2 separate regions of the Homo sapiens genome follow, and region 1 is linked to region 2. A link is an interaction called in ENCODE POLR2A ChIA-PET data of the cell type or tissue named here. Cell type or tissue: GM12878. All regions are shown on one strand. Links, peaks and the distances in the headings refer to the core of each region. The heading gives the core; the rest is flanking DNA. Region 1 overlaps TMEM252-DT (TMEM252 divergent transcript). Region 2 overlaps TMEM252-DT (TMEM252 divergent transcript).

Region 1 (4,404 bases), core at 161-4,160, 93 kb after region 2:
GTAAAATTAAAAAAAAATGTGAGCTTGATGATAAATCTATGTGAGGATAATGTTTTGCCTTTTTATTTGGATTTCCAACACTTGTTCAAGTGCAGTGAACTAGTCATCCCAAAACACTTAAACAAAGGTTTCTAACCGTCTAATGCCACAATCCCATAAGAGTTTATAGTTACTGTTATGGATGTTCACGACTTGATTATACTCCTGGCTATGAGAAGTCGTTACTTCAGTCCCTCAACATAAGCAGGGCATGACTCATCTTTCTGAGGCAGTAAATAGCAACTTGGGTAGATCAGCACCATCTTTATACTTCTTAGAATACCTTTAACTTAGAAACACATCCCCTCAGAAATACTTTATACACATTGTGACATGTGCTGAAAGAAACATTGTGTTCCAAAGATAGGTTCTTGTCTCTAGGGCTCTAATAAGGGGGAGGAAAATCTCAACAACCATATTTTCCAATTCAACTAAGGATTCTGCTTCTGTAATAGCAGCAAACAAGGAAAGTGGGAATAAAATCAAAAGACAGGAATGAGCAGATTTAATCCTCCCCTATTGCCAAGTCAAACTTACTCCCTTTTTTTCCCATCCATCCCCTCTCTAAGTCTCTGCCTTGGTCCTCACCTATTTAACTGAAAAAAAAAAAAAAAATCAGATTGAATCATGAAGACTTATGGAACTACTACATGCCAGGAATTTCAATTCGTCTTAAGGATCTACAGTGCTGACATTTTCTCTCTTCTCAAGGACCTTATTATTTAGTGTGGAAGAAATAAAAGAATATCAGTAATTATACTTCAGTATGATAAACAGCGAAGACTCATTCAAAATATAATCACTGAAAATACTGTTTTCAAAAAACACATGTTGTTATACTAAAAAAGCAAAATACAAAATTATGTATACAACGTGATCCTAATTTTGTAAACAATACCCACTCATATCCTTATACACTCAGAAAAAAATGGGGGATCGAATTGGCAGACTGAGCACATCAGTCTACTCCCCCCGCCCCGACTTCAAATTCCACTGAAATACCAAACAAGAAAAGTTACAGTCGAAGATCAGAAATTCTGAAGATTTCCTGGAATACAGACCAAAGAATTGATTGACAAAGAAATCAAAGCAGAAAATGACCAGAAGGAGATTACTGCAAAGGTCAGGGCTGTTTTGTGCACTAATGTTCTAGAGAAATTTCAAGCTCAGAGTTAACTCGTACAGTGCAGGGAGGGGCCTTGTCAGTAATTATCTGATCAATAAATTAAAAGATTGCATTATGGGCCAGGCGTGGTTGCTCATTCCTGTAATCCCAGCACTTTAGGAGGCTGAGGTGGGAGGATCACTTGAGCTCAGAAGTTTAAGGCCAGCCTGGGCAACATGGCGAAACCCTGTCTCTACTATAAACACACACACACATACACACATACACACACGCACACACACACACACAATTAAAAAATTAGCTAGGTATGGTGGTATGCGCCTGTGGTCCCAGCTACTTGGGAGGCTGAGGCAGAAGGATTGCTTGAACCCAGGGAAGTTGAGGGTGCAGTAAGCTGTGACCATGCCACTGCACTCCAGCCTGAGTGACAGAGCAAGACCTTGTCTCAAGAAAAATAAAAAATAAAATTGAAAGATTACATTATGAATTGCCTGGCCTGTTATGATCTTCCTATCACTCTCACGTGCTGCATTTTTGGCAAGAGTGGTGTTTGCTTTCTGGTTAAAGCCTCGGTAACTGCTTTAAACAGTGAACCTGGGGAGTTTCCTATCAGAAGGGCTGACTCTGGACAGAGAAGCAGAGCAGGGTTGAGTAATTCTACATATACAACAAGGCGTGGCAGGAGGAGCGGTGGGAAGAAAAGGAAACCATTAGCTGCTTCTGATGTGAGAAGTTCCCAGACCACTTATGCTGGGGAGAGAAACCCCCTCACATCAACATCATCTACCTGAACACCTGCCAGCTTCTACCCCAAAACTCTAGAGGATTATGGCTCCCATAATCAGAACCTTCATTCACTGGGATGACTGTCACAGCCATAAAATAGAAAAAGAATCGGATTTCTGGATTATTGAAAATACAATCACTGCTACTTTAAAAATCGGGCTGAATATCCAAATGGATGCAAATGAGTATTAAATTAGTGAGCTGCAATATTGAGTCTGACTCTTCCAGGACACAGTGCAAAGAGATAAATAGAGTTCCAGAAGCTCCTATGTCTACCTAAAGGGTTTGTAAGGAAGGGGACTCTGCTGCCCAGGCTGGAGTGCAGTGGCATGATAATGGCTCATTGCAGACTTGACCTCCCTCAGCATGCCCATCCCCAGCGTACCCACCCTGAGTACCTGGGACTAAGGCACGCCACCATGCCTGGCTGATTTTTGTATTTTTTTGTAGAGATGGGGTTTTGCCATGTTGCCCAGGCTGGTCTCGATCTCTTGGACTCAAGTGATCTGCCTGCTTTGGCCTCCCACAATGCTAGGATTACAATACCCCATATTCTTACCATCCATAAGACTACTGAATGCATATTAGGATTTATTTGTAGATTTTGTTTTTGTATTGTTTTACACTAGAGTCTTTCCCACTGAGTGAAAATACCGCAATTTAAATTTACTTAGAATACTTTTTTTATGGCAAGCAATCAAACTGATAAGAAGTTAGGTTCATTTGTTACCTTTTTTAAAGAAAAATTTTAAGGATTACTTTGCTTTGATTTAATTTGGTTTTTAATTATGTAAAATATGCTTATAGTTCCAATTTTGTAACTATTTTAAAGACACATTCAGATAAATCTGTCTTCCAACTGTATCCTTCCTACCCTGTTCCCTCCCTCCTAAAGGTAACCATTATAAAAATTAATTTTCTTTGATAATCTCATTGTTTCTTTTTGAAAATATTGACATATATTCATACATATTTGTATCCCCTCTTTTTTATACTATAAACTTTGTTATTTGATTTGTTATCTTATCAGTATACCCTAGTAATATAGAGATGTTACTCATTCCTTTTTATAACTGAATAGCATTCTGACACGTGAATGTACCTTAGTTTATTCAACTGGGCCCTTATTCATGGCCATTTGAGTGTTTCCAGTCTTATATAATTACAAACAATGCTGCTGCAATAAGTAAATCTGCACATTTAAAATTTTGTATTTTTGCCAATGTATCTTTGGAATATATTTCCAGAAGTGTGATTTCTGGGTCAGAAAGAAAAATGCAAATGTAAGTTTGCTAGCTGTTGTATTCCCACCTGCAATATATGAGTATCTTTGCCCTGCAGCCTTGCCAACAGAGTGTGTTGTCAAACTGAGATTTTTGCTGATCTGATAGGCAAGAAATTGTATTTTAGTACTTTCCTTATTATAAGTGGGGTTGAACATATTTTAATTGTTTAAGGGCTATTTCCTATTTCTTTTAAAAACACTTATATGCTTATATATTTTGCTCATTTTTATATTATGTGAAATTACTTATTATTTGGAAATGACTGACAATGAGAGCATGGCATATAAAAATGTGTGTGATTTGGGTCAAAGTGACACAAATGGGTGGCACTAATTATATTTATTTGAAAACAAGATTGGAGATAAATTAAGCATACTGCAAAAAGGATGACAAAACAGTCATTAAAAGTAGACTAAAGAAATTGTTAAAGATTAAAGCAAAAACTGGTGAATCATAAAACTAATAGAATCGTTTAAAAAGGCCTGATTTACTGAAGACACTATCCCAAAATGACAAAAAATTCAAAGTAGACTAGAGGAATTATTGATGATAACTTCAGAAACTTATGAAATATAAATTTATAAACAAAATAAAATCTTTCTTTAAAAAAAGCCTGAATGATTATAAAACCAAATGCTGACTCTTAGATCAATACATGAACAAGTAGTTTTGAAAAATCTAATGAAATAGCTATGGTTAGTCTCATCAAAAAAACAAAAAGGAATAAAGACACAAATAGCAATGTTAAGAATTGGAAAGGTGACATACCTAGAAAATCAGATAAGACTTTAAAATTATAATTGAATACTGCATATAATATTATAACCATATATTATATTATAAGTGAACGTTATGTGTGTGTGTGTGTGTGAAGAGAATTTGTAGGCATGTAAGTGGAATGTTTTTTAGGAAATTGTAAATTATAAAAAATGACTTCAGGAGAAGAGATAACCTTAAAACCTTTAGGAGAATTTGAAAAACTAATTGAAGTTTACCATAAAGAAATGATGCCAAGGATATCCCCCCTTCTGCCCAGGAGTTAGAAAGCCTGAAAGAGTATTGCTCTCATCTAACAACCAGAAAATGCCTGACAACCTACAAAATCATAATATTTCTTGACTCCATCAGGGAGCTGAGGTTACAGGGCAAGTGAATAGCTTCAATCTA
Region 2 (4,404 bases), core at 284-4,283:
CACAGTGTTAAAAATTTTGATCATTTTCCTGTGATCCATAGGAAGTTATTGGCAAGTTTTAAGGAAGGACATGGTGGGACTGGCTGCAATGTGGAGAAAGGAATTGGGGCTGGGAAAGCAGAGTGAATGGAGAGAAAACTCAGGAGAATAAAGAGATGATGGCAGCTTAGATTGATGCTACAGTGACTATCCTATGGTGATGACTATGGAAATATTGGAATCAAGATTGTTTTGAGAGACATTTAAGAAATGAAAGAGATAGGTCCTAGTGATGAATTAAGTATGGTGAGTGAGGGAGAAGAGGGCATCAAGAATGATATATGCTGGATGGATAATGGTATCAATCATTGAGACAGAGAACAAAGGAAAAGGAGCAGTTTTGCTGAGGAAGATCATGAACTTGGTCTTAAGCAAATTGAAGAGGAATGCCTTCCAAATGGAGATGTGGTAAACAAATAATCGGGCTTCTGGGTCTGGAACATGGAGGTGTGGTCTGGGCTGGAGATGTAAGCTGGTATCACATAACTGAAATCATGATTGATAATGATTGTCAGGATAGAGTGGAGTATACAAAGTGAGAAGAGGGTCTAGGACTGAGACTTGGGGAACTTCAATATTTAATGGAAGGTAGAGGAGAAAGAGGCAGAAATGGAGACAAAACAGGAGCAGTCAGAGACTTGGAAGGAAAACCAAGATGTAGTATCAGAGGCAACAAAGTCCAAGCAAGAGGGATTGTGCCCATTGTCAGCAAGAGGGTCAATGAGATAAAGACTGAAAAAGTTTTTTGGATTTAGCAACATGGAGACCACTAGAGATCTTTGTGAGGGCGACTTGGTGGAATATTTGGGCTAGAAACCAGATTGTAATGTGCTAAAGAGTGAGGCAGATTTGAAAAAATGGCAGCAGTGAGTACATAATTTGTTAAAAGACTGGCTCTGAAGGAAAAGAGAGAGATACAGAAGTGGCAAGAGGGAAAACATGGCCCTTTCCATATTATTTTGTAATATGGAAAGGCCTAGAGTGACCTAGGGCTTCATTACTTGTGGGAAGGACCCAGCTGAGAGGAGAGAAGGGGTAACTGATACATGGAAAGTTTCTGGAAAGGTGGGAGGATATGGGAAAGGTGGGAGGATAAGCACAGGCCGTGAGGTGACCCTAATGAGGTCTAAGCGATGGTATAGTGAGAAGTGCAGGAGAGATAAGGATTTGAAGTCAGAAAGTAGGATATTGCAGTTCAGGATAACAATTTTTCATCTCACACTTTCCAAAGTACTAATATACTATCTTGGGGGAAATGAAGTCATACAAGTGTATAATTTTTAGGAAATGTGCAGATCACGTTAAGGTTGTCACAAATGTTAAGCACTTCCCTTTCATTTTCTCTCTCTCGGGTATCTAATTCGATGAGACCTCAATAAAATAATGTAGTAGGAGTTAGGATTTACTAAGCCTTCTTGAGAGCACGTAATCCTTCCAACATCCCTGTGAAGTAGATGCTATTATAGTCTCAATAGTAGAGATGAGGAAATTGAGCTTTAGAGGGGTTAAGTAACTGGTCTGAGGTCACTTGCTATTCTGTGGTAACAGGATTCACAGGATTCAAAGCTTTATCTGAGGCATAAGTTCTGGTGATCTATTGCACAGTGTAGTGACTAGAACAATAATGGATTGTATATTTCAAAATTGCTGAAAGACTAGATTTTAAATGTTCTCATCACAAAAAAATGAGTATGTAAGGTAATGTGTATGGTTAATTAGCCTGATTTGATCATTCCACAATGTATGCATGTATTGAAACATCACATTGTACCACATAAGTATATACAATTATTATTTGTCAATTTAAAGTAAAATTAAAACATTTTTAGAAAGCTTTATCTGCCTACTGCAGGATTCTTTGCTGCCGTGCTGGGCTACATGCCTCATCAGAAAAGACGCTGATAGGCAAATCCACTCAGACATAAACTAGTCTGCAAGGGAGGCAGGACTTCCCTGAGGTAAGATTAAAACCTGTGTTTGTGGCTTGGAGGTTATCACAGCAACATCCCTTAGTAGAAGGTTATCTCTTCTTAAAGTATCACAGTGTGAATGAAACTTATTATAAAATAGGGGAGAAAAGCAAGAGAAATGAAACAAGAAATACCACCTCAAAACGCAACAAGTTTATTTAAGGTTAATCTACGCAGAGAGACAATTGTCCATAGAACCTTAAAGTACTCAGGCAAATATGTAGCAGGTGGGATTTCCAAGTTGCTGCTCTGGGATTTCCAACGTTTTACTGTGCAGCCTGAGGGCAAGTTTCTTTGTTGACTGTGTACTTCTACTTCACCACAGAGTACTTCATTTTGATCTGCGCTATGATATTTTTCAGAGAGTTGCTTATTTCAGGGAAATGCCATATACAACGAAGAGACGTCCGGAAATACTTTACATCAGATCTGGGCAGTTTCCCTGAGACAAAATGGCTGCCCACAGGGTTTTCACAGGGGCGGGTCTTTGGTCATTTTTAATTGACATCAGTGAAATTTGACCCGTGGCTAGAGGTCACCAGGATGTGTGCTTGAGTTTACTTCCCCTTCTTTAAGCTCCAGTGACTCCACCCAGCAAAACAAGGGATGGAATGATTGACATCTGTCTGCCAAGGGCTCTCCTGGGAACTTCAGGAGCATTCTATTTCTAGGAAGAAAGCAAGACTCTAGGGTCGGGATTTTCCATTACTGCTTCTGGAAATCTAAGAAATGCTTTTTAGTCTCTCTTCTTCCCTTCTTCTATTCCACCGAAAATAAAAACTTTCCCCCAAACCTATAAACCGTGAAAGTAAAGAGATAACACAAACAGACATTTTTGTTGACGTTCCTTCTTCTTTCACTTCAGCTTCTTCGTTAGAAGCAATTCGTGGCCTTTGAAGGTTGAATCAGGAAAGTTAAAGGACTGTAATTATTCAAAGTGTACTTTTCTTCTGGGGATGCTTGGGGGTTGACTTTGGGGTTCCACGGCCTGGAAATTTAAGGCAATAAAGAGCAAATGACAGTGACTGCCTCATGAAAAGTTTGCTTTCTCAATGCTGTGACAGGAGCTATAGAATAAAAAAAATCCTTGCATGTCATTTATTCATAATCTTATGAAGTAGATTATCTTTGCCCTATTTATGTTTCTCACTTTAGATTATTGGGGAACAGCCTGAATCCAGGGAGGGTGATGTTTCTGGCTTCTTGCCTTATAACTAACTTTTTAGCAACTCCCAGTTTCTTGATTTCACTAATCTTTCCCAAGCCTTAAAATCTCTTTATAAGATATTGAACTTTAACTGACAGCAAGTATATTTGAAGATAGGGTTGGTAGAAGAAAAACAGAACTACACCGTAATTATAACTATATATGCATATTAACAATGGCCTACATATATTTTCCAGCCATTGGGCTAAGCTCCTTATAGGAATTACCTCTCTATAATTACCTTATAGAATTCTATAATTACCTTATAGAATTTACAGTAATCCTATAAGGTTGGTACTATTATCATCTCTTTATTTTCTGCTGAGGAAACTGAGATTTAGAATGATTGAACAGCCATTGCAAAATTGTAACTGAGACGGTGAAAGAGATCTGACCTAACCAACTCCATCTCGCTTCTAACCTCCAAGCTGTCCTTGTTCATTCCTGGGCATAGGCCGAACTAACTTTGGGAGAAACAGTTTATAGTTTAAAACAAAGATGATGACAGCCCTTTCCCAAAACAAACCTCCTTTTTGCCTGGGGACTAGACTGCCTTTGTAGGACTGAGAAATTAGCCACAAGGTTAAAAATTATGATTTAGAAGTCATGCAGCTGGAGGCTATAAAATTCTGACCCTCCCTAAACTTCTCCTAAGATTAGTGCTTGAGATATTTTGCAGCCCCTGCACTTAATGGATCATCTGGCACCACCCAGATCGATAAACTGGCTCATCTGATCTTGTGGCCCCCACCCAGGAACTGACTCAGTACAAGAAGACAGCTTTGACTCCCTTGCTTTCATCTCTGACCAATCAGCACTCCTGGCTCACAGGCCTCCCCCTACCCACCAAGTTGTCCTTAAAAACTCTGATCCCAGAATGCTCAGGGAGACCGATTTGAGTAATAATAAAACTCCCATCTACCGCACAGCCATCTGTGCGTGAATTACTCTTTCTGTATTGCAATTCCCCTGCCTTGATAAATTGGCTTTGTCTAGGCAGCAGGCAAGGTGAACCCACTGGGTGGTTACAAGTAAACCAAAAAAATTAATAATAGGAATTCCCTATTCTTGACAGTTATGCTATCTTGCCCCTAGGAAATGTCACTTGTTAGGCATGAATTGCCAAGCAGAGAAGGAAGATGGCAAAGTTTACAGGAAGGAAAAATGTCAAGGCTCCTTTCACCAAAC

Evidence for each region. Peaks named below come from ENCODE experiments on the same cell type or tissue, not always from the same donor. Only the 100,000 strongest peaks of a DNase experiment are listed, where the experiment ranks them.
Region 1: POLR2A ChIA-PET joins it to region 2 with 7 read pairs; 1 of 35 experiments calls an interaction of 5 or more read pairs at or near these places.

Annotation. Positions count from the first base shown.
Region 1 is chr9:68,548,748-68,553,151 of GRCh38, reverse strand. All of the region lies in intron 2 of TMEM252-DT (TMEM252 divergent transcript), which reads right to left. Among named protein-coding and RNA genes, the nearest start is that of LINC01506, 4.3 kb to the right of the region's middle. In GM12878, for the core only: no CTCF peak of the experiment used is centred there; a DNase peak (open chromatin) is centred at 1,881.
Region 2 is chr9:68,642,186-68,646,589 of GRCh38, reverse strand. It overlaps TMEM252-DT (TMEM252 divergent transcript), which reads right to left. Exons shown (of 5, transcript NR_187592.1): 5 at 2,140-2,997. Among named protein-coding and RNA genes, the nearest start is that of PIP5K1B, 61 kb to the left of the region's middle. RefSeq lists an enhancer at 2,601-2,680. In GM12878, for the core only: no CTCF peak of the experiment used is centred there; a DNase peak (open chromatin) is centred at 2,439; H3K4me3 peaks cover 963 bases; H3K27ac peaks cover 2,188 bases.